2 separate regions of the Homo sapiens genome follow, and region 2 is linked to region 1. The links are chromatin contacts, found by Hi-C or POLR2A ChIA-PET in ENCODE. All regions are on one chromosome and are shown on one strand. Each heading gives the region's core, a stretch centred on a gene start or an enhancer-like site at or near the end of the contact. The rest is flanking DNA. Distances are from core to core; before and after follow the strand shown. Region 1 holds the start of TAF8 (TATA-box binding protein associated factor 8). Region 2 holds the start of POLR1C (RNA polymerase I and III subunit C).

Region 1 (6,613 bases), core at 3,022-5,521:
CTGTCCCGTGCTCTCGCTTGCATCACCAGCATTATCCCAGCCTGTCTGGAGGGACTGGGTAGGATATACAGATGCAGCTTTGGAAGCAGGAGCTGTGGGAAAGAGAGGTGTGAGCATCTTAAGCCTGGACCCACTCCTTGGCCATCTTCCTTACTCATCTACCAAGCTGGAATGCACATCTAGAATGTGAGCATCTCTGCTATTCTTAATTCCCAACAAAAGAGGTGTCTTGGTTTCCCAAATCCCCAGATTCTGGCACATCACGTCCAAGTTGAGAAGTTCTTTCTTGAATATAATCTTAGTTCATTCCTCCCGGTTTATTCATATTCCTCCTTTCCCTTTGAGTGAGGCTTACACAGGGGGAAACATTCATACGTTTGTGTGCACGCACACACGCGCGCGCACACACACACACACAGCCATCAGGAAAGGATACCAGCTCTGTGCAGTTCCCACAACTCTATTCCAGGCCTGCTGGGCTCACTGTAAACAGTACCAGCCCTATGGCTCAGCTAACAGATGGCTGTATCATCCAAGATACAGGACCACAGACTCCCTTTAGGAAACTCCTAAGTTCCTGGCTCAAGTGCACATTTTTTGTGGTCAGCGAAGGAGGCAGGCTAGCCTAATGGTTAAGAATAAAGCCTCCCAAATCAAGTGACCTAGGTTTAAATCCCAGCTCTGCCATTTGTTTCTTGTGTCTGAAGGAAGATTACTTATCTCCAGTGCCTGCGTTTCCTCGTCTATAAAATGGAGAGAATCCTAATGCCTACCTCATAGGACTATATTAGGAGGTTTAAATGAGATATGATCTCTAAGCCACTTAGAAGAGTACCTGACAGTGTTATGTAACTGTTAGCTAGTATTCTAAGCCCTTGAGGGAAGGGGAAGCCGGAAGGAGAAGATGTTTGGGACCATGGAGGTCATGATCTCAATAACTGGCATAGACTAGAACTCTGCTACAATTATCAGAGGCTTTCAGTGTTAAGTTCCAGGGGAAGAAACTCTGATTTGATTACCATGACATCCCCAACAGCTGTGGGAATAGCCTGTGCAGATGGAGTATGGCCATAGCAAATAGGTGCTGAATGAATTCATAAATTGCTGTGTCAGTCATTTCCCGAAGGAGCCCCAGAATTGAACGGCCAGAAGAATCTGTGAGGAAGCAAAGGGAGATCCACTTCTCTATCCACGTCTGGTCCCAAAGAGAAATGAGGTGGTAGGCAGAGGGCAAGGACTCGTCAGAGGAAACAGTCTCAGAGTCCAGGGATGAGGAGGGGGTGCCCAGGATTGTGTGGACTGTCACATCACCCCCAGGTGGACCCTCCCAGCTGTACCCAGCTGGGAATTCCTGGGTTCTTGGGACCCAGCCCAGAAAACTGCCTTTTCTGGGATTCATCCTGTTCATTCCCTTGATGGTTAGACAGTGGATTAAAGGGAGCAGGAATTGTTTCTGGGTCGCCCCTATATTCCAGTGTCCAACACCACAGCTGGGGTTCAATCCAGTTCTGTGGAATAAGTGCCCCCAAAGACTTCTATGCTTTTCATCCTTCTGAACCCAACTCAAATGTCCTTTTCTCTCTGAAGCCTTCCCAGCCACCCCAGCCAGTGTACTTGGCATCTATGTCTATTGTTTTGTGATCCATATTAGCTGTGGATGAATAACATCATTGCACCCTCAGCATTCCATATAATGCCAGGCACATAGTAGGTGTTCAATCAATGCAAATGAATAACTTAATGCTCCCTTAGTAACAGCAACCAATTTATTCAGTTATTCCTCTTGTTGGCACTTCAAGAGACACAGAAGAAGCTAAGATCATCATCTATGTATCAATCAGACACCACTGAGGGGTCCCTCCCTCCAGTTTCATCCCGGTGCACTTGCCAGAGCACTCACAGACTCCCCATCCACACTGGTCTGCCCTCCTACTGGCCTTCCACCCCATCTTTGAGGCATGAGAAGACCAACAGCCCGGTAAAGCCACGGGGCTTCCAGATCAGCTGGAGGGGGTTGTGCCGATGTGTGTACATACAGAGGGCTCAGGGCCTTTGGGGGTTTCTCTGCCCTTCAATTCCGTGCAGAACACCTCACTCAGTGGGAAAGTGAGCCAAGCTTTCGGTGCCAACTAGGAAGTGATGAGGATGCGGCGACCCCATTGACCCACCCAGCACCGATCCCCAACGCATGGTCTCCAGCCTGAGCTGACATCCCATCTACCCCGGTTTCTCCAGCACCCAAGCCTACCTCCTCGTCAGGTGACCTCCCCGGAGCACCGACTGGGGTCGCAGGCGCTCTGTCCCGCCGCCTCCGGAGCCTGCCTTTGGGGAGTGGGGGTGGTCGCAACCACCAGCCGCGAGGAGAGGATTGCACCTCTCCCCCCCGGCCGGCATCCGAACAGAGCCAGTCTCCACCCCTGCAGTGGCGAAGTGTTTACAAAGTCCGCGCCGCGCCGCCGATCCAGAGCTGGGCAGGAAGTGGGGAAGAGGGGGCGGAGGAGACAAAGGGGCTGGTGCTCTGCTCAGCCAAGTTTCGGTCCCCGGCCTGACTCTCCCACCCCCTGTACACCCTCGGCGAGGCCAGGAGGCTCATCCGGCGCCGCGCACCCCCGCCCGCAGCCCCCGCCCCACGCGGCATAGGTGCGGGGGCGGGGCGCCACGGAGGCTCAGGTGTGGGCGGCGGGGCCGGGGCAGCACGGGTTCCCGGACCGCTGCCTCCCGGCGTTGGCAACTCCTCCACGTGCTATCCAGGAAGTAAACAACATCATGAGGAGCGACTTCTTTTTCTTTTTCTTTTTTTTGAGATGGAGTCTCCCTCTGTCGCCCAGGCTGGAGTGCAGTGGCGCGATCTCGGCTCACTGCAACCTCCGCCTCCCGGATTCAAGCTATTCTCCTGCCTCAGCCTCCCGAGTAGCTAGGACTACAGGCGCACGCCGCCACGCCCGGCTAATTTTGTGTATTTTTAGTAGACACGGGGTTTCACCATGTTGGTCAGGCTGGTCTCGAACTCCTGACCTGAGGTGATCCACCCGCCTCGGCCTCTCAAAGTGCTGGGATTACAGGCGAGAGCCACCGCGCCCGGCCGATTTCTTGACTCTTACTACACGTCAGGCACTGTGACAGACTCTTTCTGTGTATCATCTCATCTTTCCCCCAGCTTTACAGAAGAGGAAACTGAGACACACTGAGGATTAAGGTCAAGTGCCCGAAGTACCATAGCTGGCTAGTGTTAGGATCCAAGCCCAGAATCTGCGTCCTGCCAGGCACCTGCAAATGGGGACGAACACGGCGCAGCTAGAGGGGCTGACAGGCTAGGGAGAAAACCACTGGTAGCCGCGGGCACCCCACGCCCTGGGAGTGAGGCGGCAAGGGACAAGTCTCCCGCCCCCTAGACTTGCCTCGCAAATACTTGCGGGTCGAGGGCGCGAAGGCAGCAGGATGCAGCGATAGACTTGGACTAGGTGGTCCAGGCTCTACTTCCAAGTGGGCCATTGACAGGCGGGGCGGCCCTCAGCACAAAATCACCAGGCTGGATGCTCCAGGGTTTCCCAACATTACTCGCTCAGAAGAATCATCTGGGGAGCTCCTTAATGAGAAAGATTCCCAAGCCCCTCTTCCAGAGAGTGAAGTCACTGGGATTGGGCTGGGCCCAGCCAGGTGTTACTAATAATAAGACAAGTTTGGAAAACCCTGCGAGTGTAGATGATCTCCTGGTATGCTCTTTATAAGAACCGATTTTCATATTAAAATAGGTTTCTTTTAACTCAGTGAAACCGGGCGCGTTTTCCTGGCCCACAACCAAGCCACTGAAGGCCCCAGAACACTTCACTCTCAAAAGGTCACGTGAGGCTGGCGCGGTAGCTCACGCCTGTAATCCCAGCACCTTGTGAGGCCGAGGCCGCGGACTGCTTGAGCTTAGGTGTTCGAGACCAGCCTGGCCAACATGGCGAAACTCGGTCTCTACTAAAAATACAAAAACTAGCGGGGCGTGGTGGTGCCCGCCTGTAATCCCAGCTACTCCGGAGGCTGAGGCGGGAGGATCGCTTGAGCCTGGGAGGTGGAGGTTGCAGTGAACCGAGATCGCGCCATTGCACTCTAGCCTGTGAAACGGAGCAAGACTCTGTATCCAAAAAAAAAAAAAAAAAGTCACGTGAGCCGGGGTCACCGGAGGCGTCCCCCAACCGACTGGGCTTCGGAAAACCAAGGGGCGCACGCCGCCCCGCCCCGCCCCGCCCCGCGACTACAAGTCCCATCGCGCCCCGCGCTCGCGCACACTACGCCAGAACAAGATGGCCGACGCGGCGGCCACAGCTGGGGCCGGTGGCTCCGGAACGGTAAGGGCAGGAAGCGCGGGCTCGGAGCCGAGAGAGTTTGGGTATCCTGCAACTTTCCCCTCGACTGAGCAACAAGATAATGCCCAGAAATTCAGCCCCATCATGAGCTCCGACTGGCGGAGGGTGTTTTCAGGCCGTAGGCGCCCCCTCCTTGGGACTTGGCTGCGGCCTCCGGAGTTGGCGGACCTGTGTCTTGATTGGCTCGTTCGCTGTTGGGGGTTGGGAGCCCGGAACACCCCCGATTGGTCTGAAGATGCCGTTTTCGCCTTCTTATTGGCCGGCCAAAGTTGAAAGGCATTCCCGTTTCAAAATATTTAGCTTTCTTACTTTTTTGTGCTTTTATCTTTTGCCCTCCTCTCCTCGCGGTCACCTCTTGTTACTGTTTTCATTTTCCCTTTCAATGAAATGGTGTGAAGATGGGAGGCACAAGAGAGGGATCCTGTTTTTTCTGCGGGACACGTCTTAATCCCATCATGCGTGTTTCTTCAGCTATGTATTCTAATAATCTGCTAAAGTAGAAAGTAAAAGACCTGCTATTTTATCTCATTGGGACTGTACGTTTTAGGTAAGCGGAGAAGTGGTCTCTGTATTTAAAGCACCTTGGGTGCTCAATTTTTACTCAGTTGGCCAAGATCTGTAAATCTAAACATTAAGCACTGATTTTTAAAATAAAATTATTTAGTAAAATAACTTTGCTTGCCGTTGACCACGTATGAACTATGTGATTGCATCCTTCTCCTGTGGATGAAAATCTCTCTGCTGATTCACAGAGATCGGGAAGTAAACAGTCCACTAACCCTGCCGATAACTATCATCTGGCCCGGAGGAGAACCCTGCAGGTGGTTGTGAGCTCCTTGCTGACAGAGGCAGGGTTTGAGAGTGCCGAGAAAGCATCCGTGGAAACGCTGACAGAGATGCTGCAGAGCTGTGAGTACATGGAAACACTTGGCCTTGGAGTCAACCCCAACATCAGTTCTGTGCCCTGCTTTGTGATAGTGTTTGAGAGGATTTAAGAAACAAACTTTTTTCTTAAGAGGGGAGAAAAAAAATTTTTTTTAATGTAAAAAGTTGAGAAAAGAAAACAGCACAATGGGCCGAGCGTGGTGGCTCACGCCTGTAATCCCAGTACTTTAGGAGGCTGAGGCGGGTGGATCACCTGAAGTCAGGAGTTCAAGACCAGCCTGGCCAACGTGGCGAAACCCCGTCTCTACTAAAAAACACACAAAAAAATTAGCTGGGCGTGGTGGCAGGTGTCTATAATCCCAGCCACTCGGGAGACTGAGGCAGGAGAATCGCTTGAATCTGGGAGGCAGAGGTTACAGTGAACTGAGATCGCACCACTGCACTCCAGCCTGTGAGGCTCCATCTCCAACAACAACAACAAAAACAGAAAAGAGCATAATGAAGTGACTTACAGGCTTTAGAATCAGATAGACTTGGTGTACATCATCACTCTGTCACTTAATAGCTTGGGCAAGCCACTGAATCTCCTGAACCTCAATTTCCTCATTTCTGAAATGGGATAACAGTTTCTACCTCATGGATTTGTGAGTGTAAGTGAGATGTATATATAAAACATTCAGTGCTGGGGAGATTTTAAGCTCTTGGTGAGTTATGGGTGCCCTTAAGGACTTTTGTTGGGGAGTCAGGACTAATTCCCCATGCAATAGATATCATCACATTATGTAATGAAATGCTAGATTGTGTGATACAAAGAATGAAGGGGAAAAGCCCCCCCCCCCTTTTTTTTTTTGAGACAGAGTCTCACTGTGTTGCCCAGGCTGGGGTGCAGTGGCACAATCTCAGCTCACTGCAGCCTCCGCCTCCCAGGTTCAAGCAATTCTCCTGCCACAGCCTCCCAAGTAGCTGGGATCATAGGCGTGCACCACCACGCCTGGCTAATTTTTGTATTTTTAGTAGAGACAGGGTTTCACCATGTTGGCCAGGCTGGTCTTGAACTCCTGACCTCAGGTGATCCACCCACCTTGGCCTCTCAAAGTGCTGGGATTACAGGCATGAGCCACTACACCCAGCTGAAAAGCTACTTTTAAAAGGAAATGTGTTGAGATTTAGAAGCCCGGGTGTGGTCTTACAGAGGCTTTTCTGCATGTACAACATATTTCCCTGTTTTGAACTTTTGGGGCATGGGATGGGATGAGGGATGGAAGTATTTACGGTGTTTCTTAGGGATCAACAACTATGAAAGGAAGTAGGAGAAAGGTTTGGGCAGAGGGAGATGTGGGGTGCAATGCAGGCCCAATAAAGAAGTGGACAACTTA
Region 2 (6,613 bases), core at 2,406-4,905, 1.5 Mb after region 1:
GAGTTCACCTGCAATTTTCTGTCAATATACCAATTCATTCAGGCTGGAGGGTACAACAGCTCATCTGTTTATGGCTTCCCAGGATTTGCCTGGTGGTCCCACCCTCTGCCCTGGTGCTTCCCCCGGCTCTCCAGACATGCCACCCTCTATTCACCTGGGGGAAGTTGACCATCTTGATAGGGATCATGGACTCCAGGAGCCTGGGAGAGGAGAGGAGAGATTAAAGCAAAGGCAGCACAAGGCCATGAGGTTCTGGAGGGCAAGGCCTGAATTTTATTCATCTCTAACTCCAGGGAATGGGGCCTGGCCTAGAAGACATGTTGGATGACACGGTAGAACAGGGTAGTAAAGACAGATAGGGAATGAGGAAATCATTTCCTTGCCCCTAAAGTTACTTCCAGGAAGGACAACCCTCTGAAACTTAGCTGACTGAAACAGCAGCTATATGGAGAACTCAGCCCTACTGGGCCTTGAAGGAGGGCCCGACCATGTATCCGTCTGCCCCCTCCCCTTGAAAAGACAGGCAGGCTGGGCGCGGTGGCTCACGCCTGTAATCCCAGCACTTTGGGAGGCCGAGGCAGGCAGATCACAAGGTCAGGAGTTTGAGGCCAGCCTGGCCAATATGGTGAAACCCTGTCTCTACGAAAAATACAAAAAATTAGCTGGGCATGGTGGCGGGCGCCTGTAGTCCCAGCTACTCAGGAGGCTGAGGCAGGAGAATTGCCTGAACCCGGGAAGCGGAGGTTGCAGTGAACCGAGATCGCGCCACTGCACTCCAGCCTGGGTGACAGAGTGCGACTCCATCTCAAAACAAAACAAAACAAAGACATGACAAGACAGGCAGACCTCAGCAGAGAGTACCCAGAATTCAGGGTTATAATGAGGAAGCCCTGGGAAAAGTCTAGCCGGCTAGATGGAAAGTTTAGAATGAAAGGTGTTACTGAGGGAATAGTAAAAACGCCTCCTCTTCCTGCTTATCTGTGCCTCCAGGCACTTTCGAGTATTTTCTTGAAAAATATATGTGAAGTGGTATGAAAATTTAGTCACTTCCCTCTTCTCTCAAGTGGCTAGCTCCTAATCATACCTGGGATTTTAGCTAGGTTTTACTTCCTCTGGGAAACTTGTCCTGTCCCACCCACCAACCTGCTTTGGCTCACATATCCCTCCTGTGTGCCCCATCATAGAATGAGTACTGTACTGTAACTGCACTCAAGAGCAAGGCTCCCATCTATCTTCACCACTGAACCAGATACGATTAGTTTAGCGTCTGGCACAGAGCAAATGCTTAATAAATACCTGCTGAGTGGTCCTGGGTATTTGATTAGCATTGATTAAAGGATGAACAAAAAAACCAAGCCAGGATTAAATCTAGTTCTTGAAAAGTCACTCAAAAACTATGCCCTGATATTTTGATTCTGAGACTGTTCTGGTGCTGGGAATAAAAAGATAAACAAGACAGAGCCTGCTTTTGAGATGCTGTTGGTCTCTGGAAGGAAGATTCCAGGAATAAGAAAGGATAGCAGTGGTGAAGTGCTGTCTATTAGAGGCAAGCGCAGAGTTCTTTTTTTTTTTTTTTTGAGATGGAGTCTCACTTTGTTGCTCAGGCTGAAGTGCAGTGGCACGATCTCGGCTCACTGCAAGCTCCGCCTCCGCCTCCCAGGTTCATGCCATTCTCCTGCCTCAGCCTCCCGAGTAGCTGGGACTACGGGCACCCGCCTGTCTAATTTTTTTTGCATTTTTAGTAGAGACAGGGTTTCACCGTGTTAGCCAGGATGGTCTCGATCTCCTGACCTTGTGATCCGCCCGCCTCGGCCTCCCAAAGTGCTGGGATTCCAGGCGTGAGCCACCATGCCCGGCTGGCAAGCACAGAGTTCTATAGGAACACCAGGAGAGAACAAACTGGGGATGGGATTGAGGAATGTGGAACAGAGGAAGTGACATCTGAGGTAGGTTTTGAGGGAAGATGAGTAGTCAGTTAGATGGAAAAGAAGAGGAAGATGGTGTGCTATTATTACTTGTTTCAGTGACAGGTGCAGTGATGAGAGGTGATGGGGTCATGAAGACGGGGAGCCCATCAGAGCCCAGGGCTTGAAATCTGACTGTAGTGTGCATGAAGGTCTAGGTGTTAGGAGGGAAGCTTCTTCAAGAGAAGGCTCCTCACCTGCTTCGCACCTGAGCAGGCTCCACATCAAAGTAGGGTCTGAGGATGTCGATGTTGGCGTACAAGCTGAAGGCCCTGGAGGCTTGTCTTTTCCCAGCCTGCCACATCTGAAGTAAGGAAGATGGGCATAGGTATTGTGGTACTGTTGGTTCTAGATCCTGTTGCCTATTTTCCGTTTGATTTCTACATGGTTCTAACTGGACAACCTGGGGCGAACATCACCAACACCAATTCCAGAACACGGGACATACCTAGGTCTACTTTTCTACCTGCAGAGGATTCAATCTTGCTTACCTGATCTGCCACCTGCCGGCTCAGCTGTCCCTTAAAGCCCTTCATGCCCAGGAACTCTCCATCCTCCTCTTCAGCAGCAGCTGCATCAGCTGCATCAGCGTCTACTTCTTCCTCGCGCAGGCGCTGATGCAGCTCACCCATATCCTCGAAGCTAGAGCCTGAGGTATCATCCATGTTCTCCATGTCAATCACAGCTGAGCCTCCGCCCTGTGAAGACAATGGCTCCTAGAGTGCAGGACTTTTCTGTTCCATCCATTAAGTCCTCTGCTCATCCCAGGGTTTAGGGCTTTGTTCTTCCACTGCTGAGGATACGGCTTGGAATCACTACAGATCATGCCACTCCATTCCCCCTCATATGCTCTCAGAACGCCTGGTTTCTAGCTTTGGCTATCTTTTCTAGCCTGGGAAACCTACTAGTCTTCCATTCATGTCTTTCTCCTATGTTACCTATCAAAGACTAAAAGGCTGAAAAAGTGCCCATTTCCTTCTTTCCTAAGCCCCAAACAAAACTATACACATAGTATGTTTTCAGCGAATGCCAGTGAATCCCACCCAACCCCACTCCATGCCTTACCCCGACCAACCTCCTAACTTGTTCCAAGAATACCTTCTTCCTAATGCCTCGGGCGGGCCCTGAAACCCGAGATCCTCAGGCTGGAGTAGTAGTCTGGCCCTTTCAGGTCAATGTTAATCCCACTGACTTTAGTGTGCACGAAGACCCAAAGAAGAGAGTTTTGTAAATGGAGCGGACTTCCAGGCCCAGAGGGGGAATCCCCAAGACACTTCTGGACATCGCCGGCCCTCCGGCTGCTGGCAGCTGGTGCCTTGGGGCCATTACCTGGATGTTTTCTTCGAACCCTCCCCATTCCGGGCCAGCTCCATTTCGGGCGCCGCCCGCCGGCGCCGCTGTAGTTGCCATGTCCCTTGAGGGCTCCCGTCGCTGAAACCCGCGCTAGCCCCGCGCGCGGAGTGGGCAAGATGTGGGCCTCCGGAAGGTAGACGTCCAGGGTCGAGGAGAGGTGGGATCGGCCGGAACACAAAAAGGAGAAGCCCGGATGTTTGGACAAAAGCAACTTCCGGAAGCTGGGGACGTGGACGGGGGCGGGGAAAAATCTCGCGATATTTAAGATTCCAGGAGGCGGTGCGTTGCCACGGAGACGGAGCAGGGCTACTAGGACGCACGCGCGAGATAGAACCTCTAGTCTCGTGGAGAGATTGAAGATGGCGGCTTCTCAGGCGGTGGAGGAAATGCGGAGCCGCGTGGTTCTGGGGGAGTTTGGGGTTCGCAATGTAAGCCTTGTGGCCTTGAGCTCGGGCGGGAGGAATGAGAGCGGAACAGGGATGGGTCTTGGGATTGGCGTGGGGATAGCTGTGGGCTCACTGTCCCTTCGTGGACAAATTCGTCCCTTTGCTCTAGGTCCATACTACTGACTTTCCCGGTAACTATTCCGGTTATGATGATGCCTGGGACCAGGACCGCTTCGAGAAGGTAAGTGGGGCCGGAGTTGTCTGGGGAGGGTTATGAAGGCCAGACCTTGTGGTCTGAGCAGCCTGTGTCTGTCTCAGAAGCTGCTCTTGGGGGTCGCTCCGTTTGTAAGTTTGTTGAGCAATGTGCTAGACGCTCCGTTTACAGGCCAAATTAGACACGGTTTCTACCCAGTTCTGCAAAGATGTTCAGTCTTGTTGAGGAATGGTGTGTATAAACAGTGAATCTAGTGTAATATGGTGAAGGTGGTTGATAGCGATGAAGACGGCAGGGTTGGGGTGGGGAGCATTACGCTGAGACCAGGAAGAGGGGCGGAGAGGTACTTAACATTTCAAGAGGAGGGTACATCTCAATTGAGCCTTGAATGGTAAGTAAAAAAGAACAGGAGTTAAATTATGAAGGGTTTGTTTCAAGTCAGTGAAGTTCAGGATATACAGGTTTTGTGTGTATTTAGTCTTTTGTATTGTTTCACTTAGCTTAAAATAAGGGTTAAAATTGCATTTAAATAGATTACTGAATGTTACCGTTTAGGCAACTGACCTTTGCGTGCAGCTTATAAACATGATCTGTAAATCAGTGCTTGGGAAAATTTTACTTTTTTAACCTGTTGATACAAGGAATAAAGTATGAACAATGAAAAAGGTTAATGCTTGAAAAAAAATTATGGCTTGTGTGAAGTGTGCTCCGGGCATGTCCAAGTAGTTCTGGCATGAGTGGTAGGCAAGGTTGAAGTGTGTCTTGGGCACTGTTGATGATAGGGAGATTGAATAGTTCTTAAGCAGACATGATGAGATTTGCAACCTTGGTGGCTGGGAGGGAATGAGTTTGAGGAGGATCATATGGAGCAGGCAGATCTGTTGTAAGGGAAGCTGAGGTTGAAGACATGAACTAAGACTGATGGTAGAAATAGAGCAAAGGTAGAATAGAAGGTAAATTTATGATTGCTTTGGTAAAGGCTGTGGGGGTAGCATAAAATGACTTTTTGGCTTGGGAACTGCTTTGATGCATTGTGGTATCATTTACTGAGAGGAGAAATGGGTCTGGGGAACGGGAATGATGATGCATTGTTTTCTGCATGTGGAGAAATCTAGCAGGCTAGAAGACTGCATGCTTGAAATGAGATCAGAAGTGAGATAACATTTTGGGAGTTGTCAGAACAGATAGTTGCTAAAACTGTTAGTACAGTTAAGGTGACCTGGGAGAGAGACAAGAACCTGGCAAATTTAGAGATGGGTGGAAGTCGATCATCAGAGAAGGAAGAAGAGTGGAGCTCAGAGCTCAGAAACCAGGGGAATAGTTCAAAAAAGGAGGAGATTTTTTTCTTTGCTTTTCATGAGGCACTCTTATGTCCCAGGCTGGAGTGCAGTGGCGCGATCTTGGCTCACTGCAACCTCCGCCTCCCGGGTTCAAGCAGTTCTGCCTCAGCCTCCCGAGTAGCTGGGACTACAGTCATGCGCCACTATGCCCAGCTAATTTTTTGTATTTTTGGTAGAGACGGGGTTTCACCATGCTGGCCAGGCTGGTCTCAAACTCCTGACCTTGTGATCTGCCCGTCTCAGCCTCCCAGAGTGCTGGGATTACAGGTGTGAGTGACTGTGCCGGGCCAGGAGGGGGTTTTTTAATCAATGCCAAGCATAACAGAAGTCTAGTAAGAGGACTGAGTAGTGTCAACAAAACTAAGCACTATGGTAGTTTCTGTTCTTCAGTAGAATAGCTTCTGTGGATGGTTTGGTTGGAAGCCATATTGCATAGGGTTTTAATGAATGGACGACAAAAATGGAGACTTTTCATGAAACTTAAAACACTGGGCGAGATAGAATATTTAATAAGAGACATTTGGGCAAAGGGAGGTTTTTGGATGAGAGGATAATACTTGAGGGAATTATCTAAGGGGGAGGTATGAAGAGATATTACACAGAGAGCAGATTTCACTTAAATGTTTTTTCCTGTCCCTCTAGAATTTCCGTGTGGATGTAGTACACATGGATGAAAACTCACTGGAGTTTGACATGGTGGGAATTGACGCAGCCATTGCCAATGCTTTTCGACGAATTCTGCTAGCTGAGGTATTGGCAGGCATGGTGACAAGGCTGGAGTTGCTTTGGGAACTGCACTGACACCTCACTTGGAGAATTAAGTGTCTCAAGCTGTCCTTCCCTCCTTAATTTTCCTGGAATTTTGCTGAGCATTTTACCTTCTCATTCTTTGTAAATTTCTCATTAAACATTCTAGGAAGAGAGATAGCTCCCTACCTCTGGAGGTTGGGGTTACGGGGATAGGTAGGGGGTCTGTTGGGTTTTTGCAGATAAGTGGTTATTTTTCCTTGGGCAGGTGCCAACTATGGCTGTGGAGAAGGTCCTGGTGTACAATAATACATCCATTGTTCAGGATGAGATTCTTGCTCACCGTCTGGGGCTCATTCCCATTCATGCTGATCCCCGTCTTTTTGAGTATCGGAACCAAGGTGAGAAAATGAAATTTTGGGAGAAGTGGACTATCTGGGTTCAAATCCTGGTTGACTGTGATGTTGGGTAAGTTACTTATCTTTGTACATCAGTGTCTTTCATCTGTGAGAACACTTGCCTTGTCTCCCAAGTTTGCCATAATTAAATGGGAAACACGTAAAGCATTCAGCATAGTGCTGGCACTCAGACGTTTACTAGTTCTTAGGA

What was found. Hi-C counts contacts between places; a loop is a spot of excess contacts on that map. ChIA-PET counts read pairs that join two places held with the same protein, here RNA polymerase II (POLR2A). Pooled maps may share reads with other maps.
Region 2: a loop to region 1 is called in a map of naive thymus-derived CD4-positive, alpha-beta T cell, with 17 times the contacts of the local background. The contact joins the promoter of POLR1C here to the promoter of TAF8 in region 1. A Hi-C loop is called at or near these places in 1 of 168 maps with a recorded cell type or tissue (naive thymus-derived CD4-positive, alpha-beta T cell) and 8 of 50 pooled maps. POLR2A ChIA-PET finds 5 or more read pairs at or near these places in 1 of 52 experiments (T-cell).

The regions. Positions count from the first base shown.
Region 1 is chr6:42,046,253-42,052,865 of GRCh38, forward strand. TAF8 (TATA-box binding protein associated factor 8) reads left to right here and starts at 4,272. Exons shown (of 9, transcript NM_138572.3): 1 at 4,272-4,334; 2 at 5,105-5,261. The coding sequence starts at 4,290. It also overlaps a transcript of CCND3 not described here. RefSeq lists enhancers at 1-240, 2,089-2,138, 3,895-4,446, 4,228-4,777, 4,447-4,998 and a silencer at 2,509-2,758.
Region 2 is chr6:43,513,434-43,520,046 of GRCh38, forward strand. POLR1C (RNA polymerase I and III subunit C) reads left to right here and starts at 3,656. Exons shown (of 9, transcript NM_203290.4): 1 at 3,656-3,745; 2 at 3,873-3,944; 3 at 5,900-6,007; 4 at 6,273-6,405. The coding sequence starts at 3,677. It overlaps YIPF3 (Yip1 domain family member 3), which reads right to left and starts at 3,493. Exons shown (of 9, transcript NM_015388.4): 1 at 3,294-3,493; 2 at 2,456-2,662; 3 at 2,162-2,268; 4 at 155-200; 5 at 1-18. The coding sequence starts at 3,374. RefSeq lists an enhancer at 3,233-3,782.